Linked DNA regions of Homo sapiens: region 2 is linked to region 1. The links are chromatin contacts, found by Hi-C or POLR2A ChIA-PET in ENCODE. All regions are on one chromosome and are shown on one strand. The core of a region is the stretch at or near the end of the contact, and the rest is flanking DNA. Distances in the headings are between cores, read along the strand shown.

Evidence for each region. Hi-C counts contacts between places; a loop is a spot of excess contacts on that map. ChIA-PET counts read pairs that join two places held with the same protein, here RNA polymerase II (POLR2A). Pooled maps may share reads with other maps.
Region 2: a loop to region 1 is called in a pooled map, with 2.1 times the contacts of the local background. The contact joins two enhancer-like sites. A Hi-C loop is called at or near these places in 1 of 50 pooled maps. POLR2A ChIA-PET finds 5 or more read pairs at or near these places in 2 of 52 experiments (H1 and common myeloid progenitor, CD34-positive).

Annotation. Positions count from the first base shown.
Region 1 is chr12:56,837,295-56,842,259 of GRCh38, reverse strand. No RefSeq gene overlaps it. Among named protein-coding and RNA genes, the nearest start is that of HSD17B6, 76 kb to the right of the region's middle. Within about 2 kb of position 2,204, at least 7 of the 41 ENCODE cell types and tissues checked have a DNase peak (open chromatin) inside an H3K27ac peak, as active enhancers do.
Region 2 is chr12:57,029,132-57,033,928 of GRCh38, reverse strand. MYO1A (myosin IA) reads left to right here. Exons shown (of 28, transcript NM_005379.4): 23 at 2,755-2,889; 24 at 3,613-3,719; 25 at 4,057-4,189; 26 at 4,342-4,494; 27 at 4,670-4,797. Among named protein-coding and RNA genes, the nearest start is that of TAC3, 15 kb to the right of the region's middle. RefSeq lists enhancers at 2,283-2,462, 2,523-2,612, 3,654-4,491. Within about 2 kb of position 2,393, at least 2 of the 41 ENCODE cell types and tissues checked have a DNase peak (open chromatin) inside an H3K27ac peak, as active enhancers do.

The sequences.
Region 1 (4,965 bases), core at 955-3,454:
AATAACAGATGCTGGGAAGGTTGTAGAGAAAAACACCTATACACTGTTGGGAGTGTAAATTAGTTCAACCGTTACAGAAAACAGTGTGGCAATTCCTTAAAGACCTAAAGACAGAACTACCATTCAACCCAGAAATCCCATTACTGGGTATATACCCAAAGGAATGTAAGTTACTCTATCATAAAGACACATACATGCATATGTTCATTCCAGCACTATTCACAATAGCAAAGAGATGGAATCAACCTAAATGCCCATCAATGATAGACTGGATAAAGAATGTGGTACATAAACACAATGGAATACTATGTAGCCATTCAAAAGAATGAAATCACGTCCTTTGCAGGGACATGGATGGAATTGGAGGTCATTATCCTTAGCAGACTAATGCAGGAACAGAAAACCAAATACTACATGTTCTCATTTATAAGTGGAAGCTAAATGATGAGAACACATGGATATATAGAGGGGAACAATGAACACTGGGGTCTATCAGAGGGTTGAGGGTGGGGATAGGGAGAGGATCAAGAAAAATAACTAATGGGTACTAGCCTTAATACCTGGGTGATGAAATAATCTACACAACAAACCCCATGATACACGTTTACCTATGTAACAATCCTTCACGTGTACCCCGATCTTAAAATAAATGTTAAAAAAAGAAACCTTTCTTCTTTTCTAATATAGGCATTTAGTGTTATAAATTTCTCTCTAAGCACAGCTTAGCCCCACTCCACAAACTTTAATGTACCACATTTTCATTTTCACTCAGTTGAAATATATTCTAATTTTTCTTTGTATTTCTTTTTTAATCCATGCATGTATCATTTAGCCAAATATTTTGTAATTTTCCAACTACTGGGAGATTTTTTGGATACTTTTCTGTTATTTATTCCTAATTTAATTCCATTGTGGTCAGAGAACATACTTTTTAAGGTTTAGAAGATTTTCTTTCTTTCCCAAGGTGAAGGAGAGACCCCTGCCATGGGACTCTCCCTGATAGCCCTCGTGGGCCTGTACTACCTTCTGCGCTGGTAGTGGGAGAGACAGGTGGTGAGCCTCCCTTGAGATAACTGCTTCATCATGGGCTGTGACTCGGGCTTCGGGAATCTGCTGGCAAGACAGCTGGATACGCAAAGCTTGAGGGTGCTGGCTATGTGTCTGATGGAGAAGGAGGCAGAGCAGCTGAGGGGCCAGACTTCAGACAGGCTGGAGACGGTGACCCTGGACATCACCAAGACAGAGAATATCGCTGCAGCCACCCAGGGAGTGAAGGATGCATGGGGGACAGAGTACAGTGCAGGGGATGGATGGCGGGGGCAGTGGGGGAGTCTGTCCTTCAGACAAATTGCTTTGTCCTCAATGTCTCTGGTTAGCCAGATAATGTTCCAGGTACAAAATATTAGGGGTTAGCTTAGGCATATACTGGGGATGTGTTTTCATTGCTGACAGATACATTATGAATGATGACTGTTCTTAGGACTGACAAATACAAGCATTTTTATGAGAACAGTGAATGAATGCTTGGAATCAAGATTGCTCTGAAATATTCAGGTTGTGTGGTACGTGTATATATCTGGGTAGAAGGAGGGAATGAATGAAAGATAGGGAGGTATAGATAATAAAGGTATAGAAACTGGTATAGAAAGCAAACTGCAAGAACAGTGGCCCTCAAAAATCCAGGGCATGAAAATGCTAACTTAGTAAATAAGAGGTGCTTATTCTTTTTCACTCTTATTTGGAGAAACTTACTTCACAAAAGGATTCTTAGCTGCATCCTTTAAAGCAGGAGGTAATTACACTGTCTACATTTTATTTTGCCTTACTGAGGGTGGATCACTTGTGTAAATCAGTGTTTTCCAAGCTTACTTAATCATAAGATGAGAAAGACCTGATTAATCGAGGGGGATTCTTAATAAGTTTTATTATTCAAAAAGTACCCCTAGCTGAGTCTTAGTATGAGGCAATCAAATCACATCTATATTCTGATCACTAAGGCATGGTCTGTGTTTTTCTAGGTGTTGTTTTCCTACCATCAGTTGTAAGCTAGAGTTTTTGAAGCAGCCCAGGGAATTGGCAGAAACTTTGTGAGCCTAACCAAAGACTGTAAGACAAGAGCCAAATTTCAATGATTGCTGGAGAAACTCCAAAGCAGGCCATTTGGGGCCCTCTGGTGGCTGGGGGGTACACCGAGCAGGACAGCAGGACCAGCTGCAGCTGAGTTCCAACATGCCATTTTACACATTCCCTTGACTTATCATGGCAGATCTTGACTCTCATCCTTGCATCAATGTGGCACAGGCCTCAGGGCCAGCTGGCATCCTACACAAGTCCTCTGAGGGGTGAGGGACAGAAAACCCCACAGGGAGAGGCTGAAGCCAAAAGGTCTCCTAATCAGCCTGAGGCACCAGGAATAAACTTAAGGTCCAACAAAGTCAGGTCTTTTGTCCTATTGCCATGAGGAAGACTGCATACCAGGGGACTCATGGGTTGTCTGATCAAAGGAAAAGAGAATTATTATAGGATATGGAGATGAAGCAATTTCTTGATAGACTCCAAGCAAAGCAGGGCTCTGTGAAAAGAGATCAACTCCAGGTCTGGATTACAAAATGGTCCCAAGGTCTTGTTTCATTAGAAAGCACAGTTTAGATGTGAAATGTTTCCAGCAACCCCTATCTAAAGTTCTGCACCTGGGTTATATAATGAGGCTGCTTCTGTGTCAAAGTGACTCAGGCAAGGGTGGGATATTCATTTTTATGATATAATTTTTTTAGACATGAGGTTTTGCTTTATTCCCCAAACTGGTCTCAAACTTCTTGCCTCAAGCCATCCTCCCACCTTGGCCTCCCAAAGTGCTGGGATTATAGATGTGAGTCACCATACCTGGCCTCTTACAATAGAATTTTAAACACTGAAGTGTTTGATAGTCTTTGCTTTTACAGAACAAGATTTCTCAGTGAGTAAAAAGTCTATAGTCACTCAAAGAAAGAGGTCGTTAAGACACTTTACAGTTGCAGCATGTCCTTCAAAAAACCCTTTGGCCAGCCAGAAAGATACTTTCTCTGTTCAAATTAATATTTACTTTCTCAAGGATCAGGGCAGGGCATTGAGAGGGGTGAGTGCAGGAGAGGGAGGTTGGTGAGCAGCACAAGGACTTGCCTTCTTTAGAATTCAATCTGTAGTTATCTTGCATTTCCCTCCTGCACATATCCCTTCTGCTCCAAATTTTGAAAGGAAATAGGGAATTAATATTCTCTCCCTGACCCTGGAGTCCTCCCGTCCCCGGGGCCTTGGGTCCAGGCATGACCAAAGGAAGTGAATATTTTAGCCCTGGGACTATTTCTGTTTGAGGAAAGTAAAATGTCTTCCTTTTGAGATTTGAGCAAGCAAAGCCTTCTTACAGCTCTTGACAGCAGCATAGATTTGTGGTTAAAACTCACAAGGAAACCGCTTAATCTGTTTTTCTTAGGTTTCTGATTTACTTGGCAACAAACTAAGGCCAAAAAAAGGCCGGGAAAATGGAATCCCTTCTGTCTTTGCTCCCGCCTGGCTAGCTTTCTACCCACGTGGATTACCCCCCTGGCATGCTCAAACAGCTGAAGATTCTAATGCCTCATAAATAAAACTGTGTGATAGTTTTTAATAAACAAAAACAAAATCTTTTTAAAATGTGGCTATCACTAGTTCACTGAAAATTACTTGGCTACCATTAATTTGTTTTAACATAATTACTTATCACTTTTCATCTTGCAGGATCAGGAATTTGTTTCAGGTAATGATAACTAATCTATAATTTATTTTTAAATGCCATAATGTTTAGGAACAAATTTAATCAACTAATGAGGTTGATATATTCTAATTACACTCAAATCAGTGTTTTTTATTTTGCTATTGTCCTTATAATCTGGAGAAAATAATGTTTGAGAACCAAAAGAAATTTTGTGGATCCTTGAAAATTTCCTAGACACAGAGCCTACAGTAAAGTGGCCATGCTAGAAATGCTTCTTTATTTCTCTCCTCTTCCTCTCCCTTTTATAGGAATAAAACTCAGACGAAAAAGGACCTCTGCTATCTCAGATATAAATCTGACTAACTGACTAAAGATTGAAGAGTTTCACAAAGTCATAACCCTCCTTGTTTTCAGAAATAATCCCATTACACCTTGAGGACCTAAATCCCAACTTGCTGGTACTGGCAGCTTCCTAGGTTCACCTTGCCCAACTTTTTCCTCCTCTCTGAACCTAACCCTCTTTTTAAAGGCAATTCCCTCCTTGAACACCTCCATGATGATTCTGTTACAGTAGGTAGCTAGTCAGAGGTGAGCAGGGCAGGAGAGGGCCACTCTCAGCCCCCACCACCAGGAATGTCAGGCAATAATCAGGTGATGGTCAGGCAGTTGTTGCATTGTCTCTAAAAAATAATTGGTCACAGCCAGCACCAGCGAAAGCAACCTCCCAATAGATAGAAACACCCAAACCTAGTAATTAGCAGCTTCCCAATAAGATCTCAGGATTAGGCAAGTAGGCTCAAGAATGCACCCTAAGAGGCAAAATGGCAGACAACCTTCCTCTAGGAACACTGGACTGGTAAGGGAAAAACACCTCATATGAGCGTGCCTACAACTCCAGCAAACACGCTGCACATGTGGCCTCTCCCAAGTGCTAGCAGTCCACTGTGTATGCAGAGAGCCCATCCCAAGGGAAGAATCAGGAGAGAAGGACAGCAAGATCCCAGAGGTATGCCAACATATAAAACCCCAGTCAAACCATGTGCTTGATCTCTCAGGTCGATGATTGGCCCTCTTCCAAGCGTACTTTACTTCCTTTCATTCGTGCTCTAAAGCTTTGTAATAAACTTTCACTCCTGCTCTAAGACTTGCCTCAGTCTCTCCCTCTGCCTTATGCCCCTCAGTCAAATTCTTTCCTCTGAGGAGGCAAGAATTGAGGTTGCTGCAGACCCATATGG
Region 2 (4,797 bases), core at 1,144-3,643, 190 kb before region 1:
CCTTCACAGGCCCAGATCCCAAACCCACCAAACCCACTAGACCTGCAGTGGAAGCTACAATGAGCTTGGATAGTTCCTGCAGTTAACAGCAATATACTATGTATTCTGCCTCTTTCTATTTAAATTTTTTAACCTGATATCTTAGTAAAACTTTTTCATAAAAATTCCAGACATTTGGAAGTGCCAAAAATCAAGTCATTTTTTATATCTTCAGTAATTCTGTGCCATAAACAAACAGGTTGCTAGGTGCTCTATGGGATGTAAAACCTTGGCCAGGCAAGGTGACTCACTCCTGTAATCCTAGCACTTTGGGAGGCTGAGGCGGGAATATTGCTTGAGCCCAGGAATTTGTGACCAGTCTGGGCAACATAGTGAGACCTAGACTCTACAAAAAAAATTTAAAAATTAGGTGGGTGTGGTGGCTCATACCTGTAGTCCCAGCTACTTGGAAGGCTGAGGTGGGAGGATCGCTTGAGCCCAGGAGGCGGGCAAGGCTGCAGTGAGCTGTGATGGTGGCACTGCACTCCAGCCTGGGCGACAGAGCAAAACCCTGTCTCAAAAAAAGAGGCAAAAACAAAAACTTAAGAATCCTTGTTCTAGATTGGGGCAGACTAAAGAGTCAGTTGCCATGGATGAAGCTTGATTGGATCCTGGAAAAGGAAAAATAAAGCTTCAAAGGACATGTTTAGAAGTTTATAAAGGACATGTAGAGAAATCTGAGAGTGGATCGCTGTTGGATTAGTGATGTTGATTTTCTTAGGTGTGGTGATGGAGTTATGATTGTGTAAGAGAATGTTCCAGTTCTTGGGAGAGGCATGCTGACATTTTAGGGTAAAATGTCATGATATCTATAACCTACTTTAGGATGGTAGGGTAGCAAGGATTTGTGTAAATGTGTATATGCATGTATTTATATGCACACATATGTGTGTGTGTCAGAGCACACAGATAGTGCAAGGTGTTAACATTATCAGTTGGTGCATTTAGATGAGGAACATACAGTATACAGATGTTAATTGTATCTTTTTTCAACTTTTCTGTAAGTTAAAAAAACTTTCAAAATAATAAGCTATATTGAATTTTTAAAACATCATATTATGCTATTCTTCTGTATAAATTCTCCAATGGTGTTCCATTTCACTCCTTACCACAGCCTACAAGGCCCATCATGATCTGCCCCGACCTACTCTCTGATCCTCTCTCTTCCTGCTCAAGTGATTCTGGCCACCCTTTTTTTTTCTTCTTTTTTAGACAGTCTTGCTCTGTCACCCAAGCTGGAGTGCAGTGGTGCGATCTTGGCTCACTGCAACCTCCACCTCCCGGGTTCAAGCGATTCTCCTGTCTCAACCTCTAGAGTAGCTGGGATTACAGGCATGCGCCACCATGCCCAGCTAATTTTTGCTCACCCTGGCTTTTTAATGTCTCTGGAATATGCTGCCACTCATTCCTGCCTCAGGGTCTACTTCTTTGCATCACAGCAGATGCCATTATCTGACATCACACTATATATTTATTTGCTTGTGTAGTTGGTCCCCTTCTCCACCCTACAGTAGAATGTAAGTCCAGTGAAAATGAAGACTTTGTTCACTGTTATGTCCCAGTACCTAGAACAGTTCCAGGCACTAAGTAGACACTCAATAAATGTTGACTAGTGAAAAAAAATGTGAGACCTGGGATCCTGCCTTATAAGGACTCAGTGTCTAGAAAAGGGAGCTGTTTTCCATGCAAATAACTGTAGTACAAAGACGAGTGTAGGCAAATTGCTATGGGGCTTCAAAGAAAGGAGAGGCAATCCGGGGCTTGGGGAATCAGGGAGGGCTTTGAGCTGATCTCCCAGGTTGGCAGAGTTGAGTCAAGAGAGCATCGAGAGCTAAGGCACACAGTGATCATGCATGGGCTGGGTAGGGGCATGGGAAAGAGTCCTGTCCGGGTGGTGTGCCCAGGGAATGCAGGGGTCCTGCGACATGAGGCTGGGCTCTTAAGTGTCAGGGAGGAAACCCAGGAGAGAAAAGCACTTCCAGTGAAACCCTGGGAAAGGCCAGAGAGAAGGAGGAAGAGCATGGGATCTTGGACAGAGGCTGGAGCAAATTGTAACTGACCTCCGCTGATTGGATTTTTGACCGTGGTTAGGACCCTGACTATTGCTCATTCAGACATGAGACACATTTGCTTACAGCCTCTCTTTGTTGTTCGAGGGTCTGGATCCCTCAGCTTAAGAGAGGAATGGGGGCTCTGAAGCTCTGGGCCTCTTCATTGTCTCCCTGAATTCATTTGCTCTTTCTCCTTTGCTCCTTTATTTGCTCCTTCTTCCTTTGAATGGAGGCTGACATGTTTGGACTTGACTGATTTGAGAGGAGGGGAAATTTGGTACCTAGCCAACAGCTGACACAGACAGTGGCTGCCACCTGTAGGCAATTGTGAACAGAAGGAATAGAAAGCTACAGGAGCAAAACTTTGAGACCAGCTTTCATATTGGTTCCTCTTACCTCACTGCCCTGGGTAGCAGGTCTTTGGTTGGAACTAATCGTTCTCTCCCTCCAGTCTCCTATTCATGCTCTTACCTCCCGGCCTCAAGCCTGCACCTCTTGCTGAAAAAGATCCAAGAGGTGACTCCCTTCCATCTCTTCAGCTCCACCCCTTGCTTCTCACTGTGGGTTAACTTCCTCCTTTGAAGTGGCAGGATCTGGGTGCCAGTTTGCCTGTCAGGAAGTGTTTCTTATCACTCCACTCCCAATCCCCCTGGTCCCAAACTAGGTACAGAAATTCCTACTGGGGCTGAAGAACAATTTGCCATCCACAAACGTCTTAGACAAGACATGGCCAGCCGCCCCCTACAAGTGCCTCAGCACAGCAAATCAGGAGCTGCAGCAGCTCTTCTACCAGTGGAAGGCAAGTGGAGCCCAGGCACCCCTCCTCTCATTTCGTCTTTTTTTTCCCTCCCCCTGATTTTCCTCTTTTGCCTCCCTCTTCTATTTTTTTCCCATTAAAAAAATTGTGGTAAAATATACATAACATACAATCTACCATTTTAACGGTGTTTAAGTGTATAGTTCAGTGGCATGAGCGACATTCATGTTGTTCTGCAGCCATCACTGCCATCCATCTCCATATGCGTTTTTCATCACCCCAAACTGAAACTCTGTACCCATTAAGCAATAACCCCCTATTCTCCCATTCCCCTAGCCCCTGATATCTTATAATCTACTTTCTGTTTCTATGAATTTCACTTTTCCAAGTGCCTCATATAAGTGGGAATCATATTTGTCCTTTTGTGTCTGGCTTATTTCACTTAGCATAAAGTAATTTGTTCTTTTATTCAGGAAATGCTTATTGAGCACCTGTCTGGGACTAAGCCTTGCCCTGAGAGCTGAGCATAGAGCCCTCCTGGTGCTTTTATTTGATGGTGTCCATTCCCTCCCCTAGCCTCCCTCAGTTCTCGCACTCCTCCTCAATGGTCCTCCAGCCCCGGCCTCTCCCTGAGGTGTCTAGTGCCTGTCCTTTTTCCTCAGTCTCTCTCCTCTCCTAGTGTCTTCTAGTCAATATTTCTCACCTCCCTCCCCAGCCCTGCCCTCCCACTCTATGATTTTAGCTCCTGTCCCTCCTTCCTCACAGTGCAAGAGGTTCCGGGATCAGCTGTCCCCGAAGCAGGTAGAGATCCTGAGGGAAAAGCTCTGTGCCAGTGAACTGTTCAAGGGCAAGAAGGCTTCATATCCCCAGAGGTGAGGGCCTCCCAGACCCTGCACAGCCAGTTCCATCACGCAGCAGTTCTCAAACTTGAGCGTGCCTTAGAATCACCTGGCAGGATTGTCACCCCCAGGTGCTGTGTCCCTCCTCAGAGTCTCTGATCCAGCAGGTCTTGGGGTGAGGACCAAAATTTGCCTTTCTAACAACTCCCCAGGTGGTGCTGATGTCTTGGTCCTGGACTGTGCTCTGTGGACACTGACAGAGGATACGTGGATGTGGGGGAAGGGCCCGGGAGGACTAGGATGGGAACTCTGGGGGTGGGGAAGAGGCCTCTGGGCCTTGTCGCGCTGCACACCTCCCATGTGTTCTCAGTGTCCCCATTCCATTCTGTGGTGACTACATTGGGCTGCAAGGGAACCCCAAGCTGCAGAAGCTGAAAGGCGGGGAGGAGGGGCCTGTTCTGATGGCAGAGGCCGTGAAGAAGGTCAATCGTGGCAATGGCAAGGTAAGGGCCTGCAGGCTGAACTCCTCCCGCAGCTAGTGCAGAGCTGTGGGCTGGCATCTGGAGAGCAGATGGCAGGCTGTGTTTGCGCCCTGCCAGGTGGAGTGGGGGCAATTAATCCTGCCTTTCCTCACCCTTGCCTGTTCCGTCCCTAGACTTCTTCTCGGATTCTCCTCCTGACCAAGGGCCATGTGATTCTCACAGACACCAAGAAGTCCCAGGCCAAAATTGTCATTGGGCTAGACAATGTGGCTGGGGTGTCAGTCACCAGCCTCAAGGATGGGCTCTTTAGCTTGCATCTGAGTGAGGTATCAGAGCTGGGTGGGGCAAGCCTTGGACTGGAGAAGGTGGTATGCATCCCAGGGCTGGGGCAGGCTGGAGGTGATGGGGACCAGACCTTTCGCTCTGGGCCTTTGATGTCCCTCAGGTGCTCCTGAAGAGAAAAAATGAATCCCTTTCCTGCTATTTTTCCCTCTTCCTAAGATGTCATCGGTGGGCTCCAAGGGGGACTTCCTGCTGGTCAGCGAGCATGTGATTGAACTGCTGACCAAAATGTACCGGGCTGTGCTGGATGCCACGCAGAGGCAGCTTACAGTCACCGTGACTGAGAA